Linked DNA regions of Mus musculus: region 1 is linked to region 2. A link is a loop called in an ENCODE intact Hi-C map of the cell type or tissue named here. Cell type or tissue: left cerebral cortex. All regions are shown on one strand. Each heading gives the region's core, and the rest is flanking DNA. Links, peaks and the distances in the headings are about the cores only. Region 1 overlaps Vsig1 (V-set and immunoglobulin domain containing 1). Region 2 has its middle 29 kb from the start of Gm39538.

What was found. Peaks named below come from ENCODE experiments on the same cell type or tissue, not always from the same donor. Only the 100,000 strongest peaks of a DNase experiment are listed, where the experiment ranks them.
Region 1: a loop joins it to region 2, with 2.7 times the contacts of the local background. A loop is called at or near these places in 7 of 42 quality-filtered maps.

The regions. Positions count from the first base shown.
Region 1 is chrX:140,928,624-140,936,958 of GRCm38, forward strand. It overlaps Vsig1 (V-set and immunoglobulin domain containing 1), which reads left to right. Exons shown (of 8, transcript NM_001359143.1): 5 at 3,842-3,997; 6 at 4,384-4,503; 7 at 7,644-7,782. Among named protein-coding and RNA genes, the nearest start is that of Psmd10, 24 kb to the right of the region's middle. In left cerebral cortex, for the core only: a CTCF peak has its summit at 3,670 (motif pointing left); DNase peaks (open chromatin) are centred at 3,662 and 7,480.
Region 2 is chrX:140,500,803-140,509,137 of GRCm38, forward strand. No RefSeq gene overlaps it. Among named protein-coding and RNA genes, the nearest start is that of Gm39538, 29 kb to the right of the region's middle. In left cerebral cortex, for the core only: a CTCF peak has its summit at 3,247 (motif pointing right); DNase peaks (open chromatin) are centred at 3,300, 5,154 and 7,035.

The sequences.
Region 1 (8,335 bases), core at 137-8,136, 430 kb after region 2:
AGATTTCCTTATCTAAAAACAGTAAAATATTGTATATTTATTAATAAAAATTATCCTATGATTTTCAACCTTCCAGAAGTAGTGATAGTAAATTATCTCTAAAATTTCAAAATTGGTTTGCAGTTCTCAAATCCCATTGCATATGAACAACACCCTGACTGGGCCTGGGTGAAGTAGAGATGGGTGAGTCAGAGAGACCAGCTGGGCAGGAGAATTAATGATACTCCATTGAAGATGGCTCTTTATAGCACTACATTAAAAAAAAACCTCTTTATTATAATGAACTCACAAATAGAAGTGCCACATATGTAGATTATGGTAACCATTCATACAAACACTTGCCCAGGCCCAAGCCCAGTGAAAACTCAAGTTAGAATGACCATGCTAAACCCAGGGGGCTTTGCTTAGGCCTTTCTCCTATCACTGTCATTTATATTATTATGAACTTGATTTGGTACAAAAAAGAAAAATATCTAGGAGAGTTGAACCTAGGAAAGTAGTTAGCTTTATATTCTCTTTAGAGATTCATGTGAGAGATTTGGAGATTGCCTGCATTCCATCCCTTCTTGTCACCTAATAGTGCCATTTGTGGTCTCCTTTCTAAATGTTACACTACACCCTTGTGTATGTTATGCAAAATGTTAGACTATACCCATAATGTATATATGTTCATTGGTAAACAGCTGTGACAGTAGGTATAGTGTAGCAATGCATCTTTGAGGGACATTTCTTGCCCAACATGGCTATAAATTCTGTGTATTTACTTTGCATTCATGAATTTCTAAAAGCCTGAGAACATGTTTCAGTTATTGTTCTAAGCAATGGAAATAGTAAGATGTCAAAGATAGGGTCGCCGTCCTCCAGAAATCCAATCCAGTGAAAGAGACAGATTGCAAAAAAGCTTTCAATGGGTGTTTTGAAGGGAGAGCTGTGGTGGCACAGGGGTGGGGTGGGGAGTAACTTCAGAAGGGGAGCTAGAGAAGGCTTATCAGAGGAAGAGACTTTTGTGCTGGCCTAGGAAGGACACAAGAGTGTGTCCAGCAGAGCACAGGCTGGAGTGGCAGGTTACAATTCACATAAAGAAAGCAGACATGAACAAAGAAGCAGGTGGTTTGGTGGATGGTCATTCCTTTAAGAGATTTCCATTAGTTATGACAACTTTGGAAAATCAATCTCTGAAAAATTCCCAGATCAACTCAGAATAATTATTATGTGTACATTTGGGATGAACACCATCTCCATTCTGCAGTTTGCCACGTGAAAATTATTAATTTAGAGGAGCTTTGTGAACACATGGAAGCACTTTCATTTTTCTTTTGAGATGAACCTTTTCCTTCCATCCCAATTCTGATGAAAGCAATAAAGCCAAAGGGTAGATCAATGGCTTTGTCAATAAAACATTCTAGCTCTTTGGGGGACTTTAACTGGATGAAATGTCAGCTCAATTCTGATTCAGTAGTTTTAGAAGATATATAGGTTTACAACTTGTCTCAAAATGAGTCACCTAGTGTTTTGTTAATAATAAAAAGAGAGAGATAGAAGGAGAAAAGAAGAGGCCTAAACTGGGTTTGAATTTGGGATCAATGAACAAGTGCCAGTTATTCTAGGTTGCTGTCTATAATTTAGTCCTAGTGCCTGGCTTTTTAATGTTGAAATACCCACATTTTATTGTTCAGATTGCTTTGCTCTAATACAGGGGCTATTTTTTTAAGACACTAAGCCTCATCATAGTTGAACGATAGGGTTAAATGGCCTAGGTTAAGGTAAATCAAATTTTTCTTATCTCAGAAAGCCATTGTTATGGAAGAGAAGAATGAAATATAAATAGAAAATATTCTAAAAGAGTAGTTTTCAAAGACTAGTGAAGCAGTGTGAAGAGTTGTGTTTATACACATCTGTCTTCTTTGTGTGTAACAAGGGTTTAAGTCTGAGACAACTTACCAGACCAGAAGCTTATAAAAGATTGATTTCAATAGCAAAAATTAGTCTAATCCACAGCCATCACCAATTCCATGTACAAGTACCTGTTTATGGTATTTCACTTCACTAGCTAGAACTTAGACTGCTTCTTATTTATATTTTATAGATGAGTCAAACTGAGGTTTAGTTTCAATTAAGCAACTTGCCCAAATATCTATCATGTAAAGTTGCAGAGTTGGCTTTCTGAGATGGGAAAAACTTGATTTACCTGCATTAATGTAGGCCATTTAACCACATCATTTAACTATGACTAGACTTAATATGTTTTAAAAAATGGTCCAAATGTTATAGCCTCTGTATCAGAACAGAGAAATTTGAACAATAAACTGTGGGTATTGAATCTAGCTCTGTGATCCTGTGTCCAACGAGAACAAAAGGCATGAATAGTCTGAAGCATTTAAAATGTAAATTTCAGAAGTTTGAGTCCTTCTAACCGTTAGAAGGATAGTTTTTATAATCTAATTTAAGATAAGGAAGAAGAGCTAGGTATGGTGACATATGTCTGCAATTCTAGCACTTGAGAGGTAGAGGCCAGATGATCATGAATTGAAGGTTTATCTTCAGCCACATAGCAAAGTGATCTTAGGCTACATGAGACCTTGCCTCAAAAGACCCACAAACCAACCAACCAACTAACTGACCAAACATAAAACAAAGGATGAATGCTAATTGGAATGTGTAGAATTTACGATCATTATCTGTGCATTTCATTTGGGACCGAGTGAGTGACACAAAGTAAGGAGGATGTGAAGATTGTGACTCCCAGCTGTCTATAGAACATCTCGATCCAAGTGCTGTCATCAATAGCTGACATAAATAAGTCAGCATGTAGCAAACAGCCTGCAGTGTCACTCTTCTTTCTCATCCCTTCCTCTAAAACTTATTCTTCCACCTGAATTCTTTATCTTCAGCAGAAGCACTGATCAGGGACCCAGGGGCAGAAGCCTGGAACTAACCATAGCTCTTCCCTTCTTTGTCATCCTCTGTAACTGGCTGGCCACTAGCTCCTCTTGACTCCATTTTCTTAATACCTCTTGAATGGCGTTTCACTTGGCTCAGGAACCCTTAATATCTGAGAACTCCTACCTTTCTTAAACTCCTTCCATGGTCTCACTGTTGCCAGTGCAAAACACATATAATACAGAGGTGCAGGCCCGCAATGTTCTGTAACCTCATCTCCCATGATCCTCAACCCCATTTCAAAACTGTGATCAACTTAGAATCTTCAATGCCTAGTTCAGTTCTAGACAGATAGCAGGCACATAGCTAAGTGCTTGCTGAGTGACAGAAAGATTGCAGCATTGTATAGCACATATGCAAAATGGGCTTCTGCTGAGGAGAAACACAGACAAATTCAAAACCTCCCAGCAGGTTTGGGTCACCTATAGGAGAATACATGAAAAAGTGCCTCACAAAGGAATAGAGAATGTAATGTTGATGGAATATTTTAAAATTTATTTTCTCAAAAGGGCTCTGTTTTCAGTTAAGACTGCTTTTAAAACATAAGCTATGTTTCTACTCAGAGTTTGCTTACATTTGGCTGTTTTAATAAAGGCATATTTTAGGATACAATGAGGAAATGCATGGTTATAAATCCGGGGAAGCAGCAGACAGAAGAGACACTATTTGAATCTTAATGGGCTCCTGACTAGATGGCCCTTGCAGCTGAAGTGCTCTACTCCCATCTGGTGGTACAATTAGAAAACTGTCCCCCCCCAAAAACCCTTTTTAAAGACTAAACTGAACAGAATAAATAAATGTACCTTCTGTTGGTTTGTGACATAAAAGCGAGAAAGTGACTGCAATGGTCACGGACTGTCATTTTCTTGCAGGAATCTTAATCTTTGACTTTGCCTTACAGTCAAACCTTCCAAGCCCTTTTGTACCATCCAAGGAAGACCAGAAGCAGGCCATCCTATTTCCTTGTCTTGCCTTTCTGCCTTTGGAACACCGTCTCCTTTGTATTACTGGTATAAGATTGAGGGGAACACCATTGTGCCAGTAAAAGAAAGTTTCAGTGAGTAGTTTCTTTCAGAACTTCTGGATTGGACTGGTGTTTGGGTGTGTGTGCTGTCCGCTGCTCGTCTGAAGAGCTCAAACATTTCTTCCCCTAATGTCACTGTGTGTATGTGTTTGTGTGTATGTGGGTTAGCGGTGTGCTTAAAATGATGCCTGTCTCCTAACATGATGATTGTGGCATGTCTATTTCTCTGAATGCGGAATTCATCTGAGAGGTAGTCAGTGGGGAGGGTCTGTGTTGTTGGGCTACTTTTAGAGTATGTCAAGAGACTTAGTTGGATCTTATCCATCAGGAGAGGCCCGATGTAAGAAAGGAGGTTGGAGTTAAGCAATGTAAACTGAGATGACAAGAGATCTTAAACATCTGTTTCTTGGTTTTGACAGACACGGCCACTGGAGTTTTAGTTATTGGAAATCTAACAAATTTTGAACAAGGTTATTACCAGTGTACTGCCATCAACAGTCTTGGCAATAGTTCCTGTGAAATTGACTTAACGTCTTCACGTGAGTTGACCATATGGCTTCCGTATTTTATCCTTGAGTCAGTCAAGCACATTTACTAGGAGCTCTCTCTAGTCTTTCTCGCCTCCCTGGGGATTTCTGTGCTTTAGTGGTAAGGTGATATGATGAATGGCCATCCCAGTCTCTAGTATCTACATAATATCTTCACTAAATCCTTCACTTAAGCATCACAATCATTAGAAAGTAGGCATTCTTGTGTGATAAATAAAAACAGTGGTGTTACTAACAGTCTAGGATGTTCTTTCTTATGTAACATTTTGGTTATCTTTGTCAAATTTACAGCTTACAGACTTCCTGCTTAAGATCAGCTGCTAGAAAACTCAGGGAAATACTTGAAGATAAGGCGCAAGCAGCACTTTCTGACAAGGATTTCGGCAGCCTAGGAAATAATAGCAAGAACAGATAAATGAACTTGCTCTTGTATAAAATTTAAAAGCTTTTGTACAGTACAGAAAATAACGAACTGAAATAAGGTGCAGCCTAGAGAATGGAAAGAAATGTTGTCCAGCCATTTAGCCCATTGAGGATTGATACCCAGAATATATGAAGAGCTTTAAAAAAAATCCAGGGATAATCCAATCAATAAATAGGTAGATGTTTTGTACAGACAAGTCTCAGAAGAATTACAACTAGGCAACAAGGTATGAGAAAAATGTTCAGTGTGTTTTTACCATCAGAAAGTGCACATCAGAATTCTGGTGAGCTTCTATTTCACCCGTTATATGACAGCTGAGATGCCTCTAACTCTCTTCCTCTTCATTTACTCTCTGATATCCAGGCTCTTAAGCCCTGGTACTGACAGATTAAGCCAAATTCTGGGACAAAACCTTCTGAGGGATGTCTTGTCAAGCCTCTTTGGGATCACTTGATAACTCCTAGAGCCTTGTTGTCTGTCCTCCATTCTCACTTTCAGCTCTTTCATCCCCGTTGTCTTTCAGTACTTCTCACTCAATTTGTTGTCTGCCCTTCTACAGCCAGAGTCACCTTGCAGATGTTTGGCCACTTAAGATTAGTACTCTAGTCTTCTTTGCAGCATTTGCCTGGCCTCCCTCCCTCCCTCCCTCCCTCCCTCCCTCCCTCCCTCCCTCCCTCCCTTCCTTTCCTTTCCTCTTCCTTCTTGCCTCCTTTCCTTTCTCTGCCCACTTCCCTCTCTTCCTTCTCAGTCACCTGTTAGATATCTACTATAGATGGTCATAATTGATGAAGAGCCTGAGGTTAAGAAAAAATAGGTCTTTCACTCAAGGAGCTCATCATTCAGTTAGAGGGCAAACAAAGACTCTATGTACTAAATGCTAGAGGGTAGGTCTACACAGAATATATAGGACACCAAAAAAAAAAAAAAAAAAAAAAAGGGAACACTTAGGGCTACAGATCTGGAGCAGCTGAGCTGGCACTTAAAGGTACTAACAAAGGCTATTGTTTCTGTAAAATGGGGGAGACATTTTAAAATGTTGTCCAACAAAGAATTATAGTACGGGTGTTTCCCGAGTTGTGAACAGTATTTAATTTTCATAAATTGAATATTTAATTAAAATTGTGCTGTAATTGTATTAGGAGAATGCAGTGGGAGATGAAGAGAGCATAGAAATTCAGAAAGGAATAATGAATGTTGGAGAAAGGCAGGCCATCTGAGAGCAAGCATAATAGAAATATGGAGGCAAGAGCAGCTTTGGAAAATATCAAGAGTGGTCAGAGTGGGTGAAGAGAATGTTGTTTTATTAAAAGTTTAGAGTCATCTAAAATTTAAAATTATTCATGTGTGTTCCTTTTTTATTTTTATTGTCTTATACTTTCACCCATTTATATAATGAATTTCACACATCCCTGTGCCCCTCTCTCACCGCCTCTCTCTCCCACTAGAATTCATTTTCCCAACACGTCCCTCTTCTCCCTTGATGTCTTCTTTAGGTGTGCGGCCTATTGAGTTTAATTAGAGTGTCTTGCCTAAGCATTGGTGGAAGATGATTTACGTGAGCAACCTCAGTTTATCAGTGGGTATGCCACTGAAGTCAAATGACATTCTTTCCTCCAACAACTGCTGATTGTCAGTAGTTTCCCAGGGAAGGGTTGAGCCTCATGGGTCTTTCATTCACCCATGATGAAATGTAAAGGGCTCAGTCTTGTTTGATTATTGTGCAGATAACCACAGCTGCAGGGAGTTCATGAGTGCAGTAGCTATGTCACATCTGGAAGACATCTTTTTGCTCCTTAGCTCCCCATCCTGTCTCTTAACACTCTTCCCACCCCCTCTTCTGCAGTGTTCCCTGAGCGCTGGTGACATAGCTGTTCCACTTAGCATTTCTGAGACAGGTCTTTCTATGTGTATAGCCCAGGCTGGTTTCGAACTCAGGATTTTCCTGCCTCAGTCTTTTGAGTGCTAGGATCACAAGCTTGCACTGCTGTGACTGGCTACATGGATTCCTTTATTTATAAGAAGTTGAAGGACTTTTAATACAAACTTTATTCTTCATTCCAAAATATAAACTGCTGCCCCTTACTTAAGGGGAAATCGACAGGGATGGTCTGGTCTGTGAACCAGACATGTTCTGTCAGGGACAACACCTCTGGGCTTGAAGGTCTGGTGCTCAGCTGGATTGTCTCATACTCATTAAACTTTTCCATAGACTGATGTAGTAAAGCAGAGGCTTGTTTATCCAGATGGCATAGCATTTCCCAGGCAGCCTCTTCAGGAGCAAGGAGTGTGTAGAGAAGCTTTTTAGGGAAGCTCTTCGATTTCGCTTAGCCCTGGAAACGCTGATTATTTCAATGTTCTTTCCCGTAACAGACCATGTTTCTGGTTACCAGATTGCCATGACATATCTCTGGTCACATAAATGGTACACTGGAAACTTTGTTCCCTAAATACTGCTCTAAAAACAAACCTGCCTGCCAAGTGGCCATGGCTTTCTTCCCTTGTACACATGTCAACGTGAAACTACACAGCCCCTTCTTCCATCACCAGGAACCTAAGTAGCAGAATTCTGGGGATTTCTTTAACCTCTACCTCTGCCTGTCACTTTCTTGCTCTGTGAATCTTCCAGGTAGTTCTCACCAGTCTCAAATGCATGCATGTCAGAAGGAGATGTGCTCTGATTTCCCTACTATCTATCTGTGCCCTCCAGATCCAGAAGTTGGGATCATCATCGGAGCTTTGGTCGGTGCCCTGATAGGAGCTGCTGTTATCATCTGTGTGGTGTACTTTGCCAGGAACAAAGTTAAATCCAAGCAGCAGAAGAATTTAAATTCCAGCACAGAACTTGAGTAAGCCCCTTTTGACTTCCAGCCACATCTCCATTGTTGTCTTAACCTGAATGCAAGCATTCCTGGGATGGAGCTTCCGCTAACCTCCCCCTAAGTGCCCCTTTCAGCATGACCTATCAAGGTTAACTATCTGCTTGTTCTCACTGTTTGTACCTTAAGCACGATGGTGCCTGTTTATTGAGCCCTGTGTGCTGGACTCTGTTCTAAGTACGGATATCAACTAATTTACTCATCACAAAAAGTCCTTTTAGGTCAGAGACAATGTTTTAGGATGTAATATTAACATGTTTACTTTTATACCAACACAATCATAGACACAATTGTGAATATTTTACTATAACAGGAGACCTACAAAAGCAGAAGTACATAGGGCGCAGGGAAGTCAGAATTTGGTTGCTCATTTACCTGCTCTCCCTTCCCTCTTCCTTTTAAACTTCTTTTGAGTTGTGTGAGATTATAATTACAACATTTTCCCCTTCCCTTTCTTCCACCAAATCCTCCCATATATGCTTCCCCGTTCTCTTTCAAATTCATGGCCTATTTCTTTCATTAA
Region 2 (8,335 bases), core at 5-8,004:
AGTTCACAGCATGGTAGCAGCTTTTCTACCTAAGCCCCCATCTTCTTTTTCCTAGACTTCCAGTTGATTTTTCTACATCCTTCTGTTTTAAAACTGAGGTTTTGAATTTGTAAATTTAGATTTGTTTTCTTATCTTACACAGATGAGTGTTTTGCCTGCATGTATGTATCGCTGGGTACCGTGTGGGTACCTGCTGCTGGCAATGGTCGGAAGAAGATGTCAGATCCTCCTGGAACTGGAGAGTTACAACCCATTGCGAGTCAACATGTGGGTCCTAGGAGTCAAACCTAGGTCCTCTTTGAGAGCAACAGGTACTCTTAAATGCTGAGCTAACTCCTCGGTCTCTGTCTAATCTTCATGTGTCAGTCATATGCACAAAATAATGTCAACTCCCCCACTCCAAATCCTTTAGTGTGCACCCGTTGCCTCCCGCAGTCATTTTCTGTGTATTTTCATTGTGTTTTATTGTGTTGCATTTTGCAGTACTGGAGACTGACCCCAGAGCCTCAGGAATAGGAGGCATGTGCTCTACTATTTAGCTATAGCCCCAACAGAATATTTCATTCTCAAACCTATGTAAAGACAGGGTGTTTTAAACAATCCAAGTTTTAGGTTTTCAAAAGACCAAATTTATAGACACAGACAAAACAAGCTGAAGCTCCTGCAGCCTTCTTTGTGCTCTCCCTTGCCCTCTGCTTGCCCCTTCCTCCATTCTCACTACCAGCAGCTACTAGAGGAGCTCCCCAGAGGCAGCTCTGTTGAGCTGGAGAGCTGGGGGGGCGGGGGCGGAAACACAGCTGAAAAACTGCAAGACCTGTTTCAAACTCTTACAAAACAGAGGAAACAATAACAAGGATCTTTCTCTGGTGCTCTGGGCCTCCCTTCTTGGCTGCATGGTGTCTGCTAAACCACCTCACTGCTCTCCCTAGGCGGCAGCTGCAGCCATCCCCCAGCGTCTCCCTTAACCAAGCTCCTCCGACACCAGTTTTAGCCTTTAGTCCATAAACTTCCTGTTCCCTCCCTGTCAAGCCTTCAGTCCCATATCATGACCATAAAAGCCAAAACAAGCCTTGAAAGTCTTCCTTGACTCCTCCAGGAGGATTTGTGGGCACTGGGGAATGGGGGTGGAAGTGGGGGTGGGGGTGGAGCCTGCAGACTATCTCATTATCTTCATCTGGATGCCTCAAGGGCAGCCATCTTATTTTGCTTATCTCTGTGTCTCACAGAGCCTAGTTCGTAACAGGTGCCCAATCAATGCTTGGAGAATAGCCCAGTAAGACTGAAGCAAGATGGTCTTGACACTATTAATAGACACTATTAATATGGCATTGTAACCAACAGGACACACGAACTAGATATGGCTATCTGTAAAGATAAGCACGAAATACGCTGTGTCTAGTTTCTTGTTTCCTAGCATAAACAATGTACCCCCTCTGTGACAGGTTCCTGAGTGGAAAGGGAGGTTTCTCAGAGCCAGCTGCTGCAGGCAGCTTTCTAGAGTCAAGTTTGGCCCTTAATGGGAACCCAACAGTACCACCAAGTTATGGAATGCAACTATATTGTACTGCAGTGTACTGGCTGCACGCGGGAGCAGACCAAAGTCTATATGTTCTTTGTTCTGTTTACACTAGCTTCACCAAACTGTTTCGCTCCCCGGTGGGAGAGGAGTTGTCCTAGGAAGGCCATCAGTACTAGGGTGGGCAGTAGAGAAATAAGGTCACATATTCAACCTCAGTTCCCCCTGGAACAGCTACTGAAATGGCTGCTGGGATCACCTTCATGAGTTTCGTCAGACATCAAGCAGAACTTACAGATAGATAGATATCCGTTCCCATTTCTTTACAGTTTGTTCTGCACCAGACCCTTCACTGATGTCCCCATGCTTGTCATTTAGTCCTCACAGCTGCTTAGGCTAGGTGCCTTGATTATCATTCTCATTTTACCAACGGAGAAACTGAGTCCTGACCAAATCATGTGGACTTGCCTGGCCATACACAAAAAGGGAAGCAGGATCCAGGGACTGGGGTGGGGATGGGGGGCGTGTCCTGATAGTTTAGCTAGAGTTCATGTGCCCCATGATTGCAGCACACTGTCTCCCATTGGAGAACCAACAACGACAGCAACCAGGTATGACACCATCTTCCAGGGGAGAGGATGTGACCAGAATACACACAGCAGAAACATGAATGGTGAAGCCCGGAAATACTCCCTGGCTGGTTGATTCTGGGGATCACTGGCAATGGAAAGTGAAAGGATAGGACAAAGGGAGGCGCTCTGTGTAGAAGTGCTGCCAGACAAATGAAGGTAAGGCCAAGTTTAAGTAGAAAACTGTGAAGACCAAGCCTCTAGGGGGGTTTCAGTGGCTCCGCCATTACATTCCTAGGGCTAAACCTGAAACAATTGAAATCAGACACTTGGACATAGACTCGTACACCAGCGCTTTTCACAACAGCCTCAGAGTGACAAAAAGGTCACCAATAATAGATGGAAGGGCAAACTGCACACAGTATTACCATGCAATGGCATATCACTCAGCCTTTAAAAGCAAGGAAGTTTTGACATATGAACAACATAAATGAGCCATGCAGACTATGCTATGTAAAATATGCCAGACACCAAAGGAAAACTACTGCATGAATCCAGTAATACATGATATCTAGAGTTGTCAAATCCGTAGAGACAGAGCATACAGTAGTAGTTACAGGGGCTGGGGAGGGCTATGGGAAAATATTCTTTAGAATACATACTTTTAGTTTTGTAAGATGCATCCTAATGATGGATGGTGGTAATGGTGGCATGACTGTGGGACTACACCTGAGGATGCTCAAGTCTTATAAATTTGGCATAGCATTTGCCTTTAAACCTATGCACATCACCTGGCCATGGTGGTGGTGCATATTCTTTTTGTTTATTTGTTTGTTTGTTTGTTTTGTTTTGTTTTTGAGACAGGGTTTCTCTGTGTAGCCCTGGCTGTCCTGGAACTCACTCTGTAGACCAGACTGGCTTCGAACTCAGAAATCCACCCGCCTCTGCCTCCCAAGTGCTGGGATCAAAGGCGTGCGCCACCACTGCTCGGCGTGGTGCATATTCTTAATCCCTGCTCTCAGGAAGCAGAGGCAAGATCTCTCTAATGCTTTGAATTCAAGGCCAGCCTGGTCTACATAGCAAATTCCAGGACAGCCATTAGATGACACCATTAGATGGCAAGAAACTTGTGACTTGGCTAAAAACGGCAATAAGCAGAAATTACCTGAAGAGGGCGCAAGAGAGCTCCGGAACCGTGAGCGCTCCCCCGCCCCCAACCTCTTCCTTACCCCACCCCCTCACTGTGTGCCCTGTGCCTGCAACTTAGTAAAGCTAGTCAGTTGAGCTAAAATTGTTGGGCGTGGCCAAGCTCCCAGGGAGTCCTGGGGAATCCCTGTAAAAAAGCAAATTTACTTCTAGCTTCTCTCTAGTGAGTGCTCTTCTCTCTGAGGCCTTGTATTCCCCCACTGAACACTGCAAAGAGGTTGGCCTGAAGGGAGGAGGAAGGCAGTCCAGAACTGAAGAAAAGGTCGTGTACTTGAGCAGCAGACACGTTCAAATCCTGATTCTACCATAGGAGGCAGAAGTCTACTTGGGAGGAGAATCGGGCCAGGGTTATTAAATACATAGGGATTTTGAGTGAATGGTCTTGGATTCTGTATTCCTCTATCTCTCTGTTTCCTTGTCTGCAAAATGGGGTTAATAACAGTTCCCGTCGGAGGAATTCAAAATTCCTGCTATCTCAAAATTGTTTTATAAGCTGGCCCATGACCCCAGCCCACAATCACAGTGGTCAGGAGGCCAGGCAGAAGGATTGCCAGGAGTTAGAATGGGCTACATAGCAAAATTCTACACAGCACAATTTGGAGTCACAAATCTAAAAGAAGGGCTATGGGTGTGACTCGGTTGGTAGTTTCCCTAGGATGCACAAAGTGCAGGGTTCAGTCCCTACACAATCTAAACTGGACATGGTGGTGTGAAGAAATAATCCCAGCACTTGGTAGGTAGAGGCAGGAGGATCAGAATTTCAAAGTCATTTTGAGCTACATAGTGAGTTCAAGGTCAGTATGGAATAGGTAAGACCTTATCTCAAGAGAAACAAAAACCAAACAAATCAAACACTAGAAGCTGCAAACGTAGCTCAGTTGGCCGAGTGTTTGCCTAGCATACAACACGTTCTGCATTCACTCTATAGCACCACATAAATTGGGTATGGGGGTGCGCGCCTGCAATCCCAGGACTTGGGAGGAGGATCAGGTCAGGGTTATTAAATACACAGGGGTTTTGTGGCTTAGTCCAGGCTCCATAAGACCCTGTTTCAAATAAGAAAAAAAAAATCTAAGGGCTGAGCAGATGGCTCAGCAGTTCAGCACGTTTGTTGCTCTTTCAGAGGACCCTGGTTCAATTCCCAGCACCTGCATGGTAGTTTACAACCAAAGATAACTCCAATTCTAGGGGATGTAAGGGCCCCTGCATCCTTAGGACCCTCTCCTAGCCTCCATGGGTAATAGGCATACACACAGTACATATACACTCATACAGGCACATCACCCACACGCATAAAATGAATGTCTTTTTTGAATCTAAGAATTGTGCAGTTTATAAAAGATAATGTGAAGTGCCAACCACAGTGTGAAATATGTTAGCTAGGAATGCCCCCATAAAGCGGCAAAATCGTCATAATGATTAAAAGCTCCAGTAGGTCATAACAGGGAAATAACTGTGGAAGCATGCAGGCCAGAAACCTAGCCGAGGAACGTGGAGAAACTGAAAACCGGCCCAGAAAGGGAAATCGTGTTTGGGAACTTGTGGGACAATGGCAGCCTGGCACCCTCGCCCTTGAGCCACACCCTGTATCTCAGGGAGTCGGAGTCGTGCAAGAAAGCAGGAGAAGGGAGGGAAAGAGCCAACACCTGGGAGCTTTTGGCACACTTGACCTTTGACTCAAGGAACACCTTGGGGGAGGGGGGAGGTGTGGCTCCACCTTTCAGCCTTAGGTGCCAGCTGTACAGTAACAAGGTCTGTTTCAATTCCTCCCAGTTCGCAGTGCCTAAGCTTGTTTTTGTGGCTCGAGAGGAAAGGCATGGGCGGAGCTCCACTGCACAGCACCAGCAACCACAAACCCGCCCCGGGACTAGGGTACAGAATGTACCCAGACTTCAAACCACACCCTTGTGGCTTGGGGAGGCCCCGGGGGTGGACTGGGGAACTGTCACACTACATTGTTTGAGTGACTTGCCTAGCAACCGGCTTGGGATTCCTTAGTACTCAAACAATGGGATATCCCAAAGGGCTAGACTTAGTCAAAGGACAGCCTGCCAAAGGGTCTGCCAAGACCAGAGATGCCTCTGATTGGAGAAGAGGTCCAAGGTCCTCTGACACCCTCCTGGGACCAGATTAGCTTTGGGACTGGCCTAAGAGAGCTTCCAGCCTAAGCCACTGTGCAGACACCCAAGGTACTGCCAGGTTTGCCAATAACCCCAAACTAGGGGAACCAAGACTGCTTCTCTTCACTTGCCCCCATCATCTCCCAGGAGGCATAAGTGGGGTTTCCAGTGCAGTGAAGAGAGGGCACCAGTTGGGACCTTTGGGGAGGGTGGAAACCGTTTATCCAATCCCAATGTGACTTGGAAATTAGGTTGTAAGGGGGCCAAGTCCACACGAGGTAGGAACAACTTCCAGTTGGACGGGTCCGAGGGAGGTCCTGTGGAAACCAGGGGACTAATTCAGTGGGGACTAATGCAAGAGATTCTGTAGTGACAAAACCTAACAGCACAATCATCCGGCTCAATGCAAACAAACAAGGGAAACACCACATAATGAGAGCACTCACCACAACTGAATCGGAATCAGCTTCAAAAATACAGCACAGTTCACTGATGTGGACCACATTGTCCACACCAAATGGGAGGCCACATATTTGACAAGCTTGAGTGTGGGGAAACAAACCTGGGTGTCTGAGACTTCCCCCAGCCACCGTTGGTCCTTGCTTTGATGAACTCATGCTTGAAGACAGTTTAGTCTTCAGGAGAGAGAACTATGTTCAGAATATGGGAAAACAGACAGGTTAAGATTAGGAAGAAAGATAAAGCCTCTGCAAAGATTGGAAGTGAAGGCAGGGTGGTAAGGCAAACTGAGCCCAGCCTATGTCACCTAGTGATTGCACAACAGCAGCAAAGTTACTCAACTGCTTTGAGCTCTAGTTTCTTTGTCTTTAAAGCTGAGATGATACTACTATCTAACTACCATAATGAAGATTCCTATAAAGACAATGGTGCTATTCTTTCTTTCTTTCTTTCTTTCTTTCTTTCTTTCTTTCTTTCTTTCTTTCTTTCTTTCTTTCTTTCTTTTCATCTTTGGTTTTTCAAGAGGGGGCTTCTCCTGCAGAGCCCTGGCTGTCCTGGAACTCTCTCTGTAGACCAGGCTGGTCTCAAACTTGGAGATCAGCCTGCTTCTGCCTCTTGAGTGCTACGATTAAAGGCATGCACCACCACCACCCCAGATAGATGTTGGTTTTTCTTAAGACAGGGTCTCAACTATGTTAACTGATTGGTCTGAAACTCACTATGTAGATTAGGCTGGCCTCAAACTCACAAGAGATCCACCCCCATGCCTCTACCTCTGCCTCCTGAGCACTGGGATTTTGAAAGGTGTGAGCCACAATACCTGGACTCACCATAGTTATTATTAACATTTACATGACACTGAAGACATAAAGCACCAAGTGCACACATAGTAGGTCCTCAAGTGCATATATAGTAGGTCCTCAACAAATGTATGTCTTTGGAAAAGAAAACTAAGATGTGAGAGGATTGTAGGAGGAGGTTGCTAAGCAGTGTTCTTTTCTGACATCCCTGGCAACCAGAACAGGGAAGCAAATATGGCTGGAGAGGAAGGGCTCGGGTGGGCACTGAAGGGCACCCAGTGATCATCAGAACTTGCCAACTGCCATGGAAGAGGCTGAAACTAGCCTTCAGGCAGGTTTTGTTTGGCTTGAACAGTGTGTCCCCAATTTTTGAACTAGTTGGCCACCTTTTAAAAAGCGGAAGATTTTGTAACTGCCCTGGCAGAAGAAGAGACATTGTAGAGACAGGAAGGTCTGAGGCCTGTTGCCAGCCAGAGGAGGAAAGAAGAGGGTTCACAGAGTGGCCACAACTTGTCAGACCACCTTGTAGGGAGCCCAGACAATTTGTGGGTCAACAGTGGGCAGGACCACACCTTGCCTGGAATTGCATAGTTGCCTGTTGCTCTCTGCTGAAAATATAAACTTCTTGTCAGGACCCTGAAGACAGACTTGTGAGGTCACCCGACCCCTGTATTTGTTCCTCTTTCCTGGTGTGGCTATACTGAATAAATCTCCTGTCTCTGGTTTTGACTGTTTTCTCTCTTGAGTTGACACTTCAGGAGGATAATGGCTGTGACTAGTTTGTTGGGCCTGCTAGGGTTTGAGCATTCACCCTGAAAACTCTGGTAACAATTGTACCTAAATGTAGTGGTGCATGCCTGCAGTCCCAGCATTTGGAAGGCTGAAACAGGAGGCTTGTCAATTTGAAGCCAGCTTGGTGTATATAGTGAGACCTTTTATCTATCCATCTGTAAGATTGTGTGTGTGTGTGTGTGTGTCTGGAGAGGAAGGACTTGGGTGGGCACTGAAGGGCACCCAGTGATCATCAGAACTTGCCAACTGCCGTGTCAGTTAGGAATGCCCCCATAAAGCGGCAAAATTGTCATAATGATTAAAAGCTCCAGTAGCCCAGACCCTCTGGGCCCTTGGCTGCTAGCTGGTCATAACAGAGAAATAACTGTGGAAGAGTAAGGCCTGACACTATTACTGAGGCTATGGAACACTCACAAAAAGGGACCTAGCATGGCTGCCCTCTGAAAGACCCAACAAGCAGCTGAAAGAATCAGATGCAGATATTTGTACCCAACCAATGGACAGACGCATCTGACCCTTGTGGTTGAATTAGGGAAAAGCTGAAAGAAGCTGAGGAGAAGGGCAACCCTGTAGGAGGACCCCCGAGATATCTCAAACACTGGACCACCAAACATACAGCATACACCAGCTGATATGAGGCCCCCAGCACACATGCAGTAGAGGACTGTCAGGTCTGTGTTCATTCAGAGATGATGCACCTAACCCTCAAGAGACTGGAGGCCCCAGGGAGTTTAGAGGTCAGGTGGCGGGGAGGCATTCACGTGGAGAAGGGGTGGAGTGGGGAGCAGGTGTGGGATGTGAAGCAGTCGGAGGGTGGGTGGGTGGGTGGGGAATAAAATATGGAGTGAAAAAAAAAGTAACTAATGAAAAAAT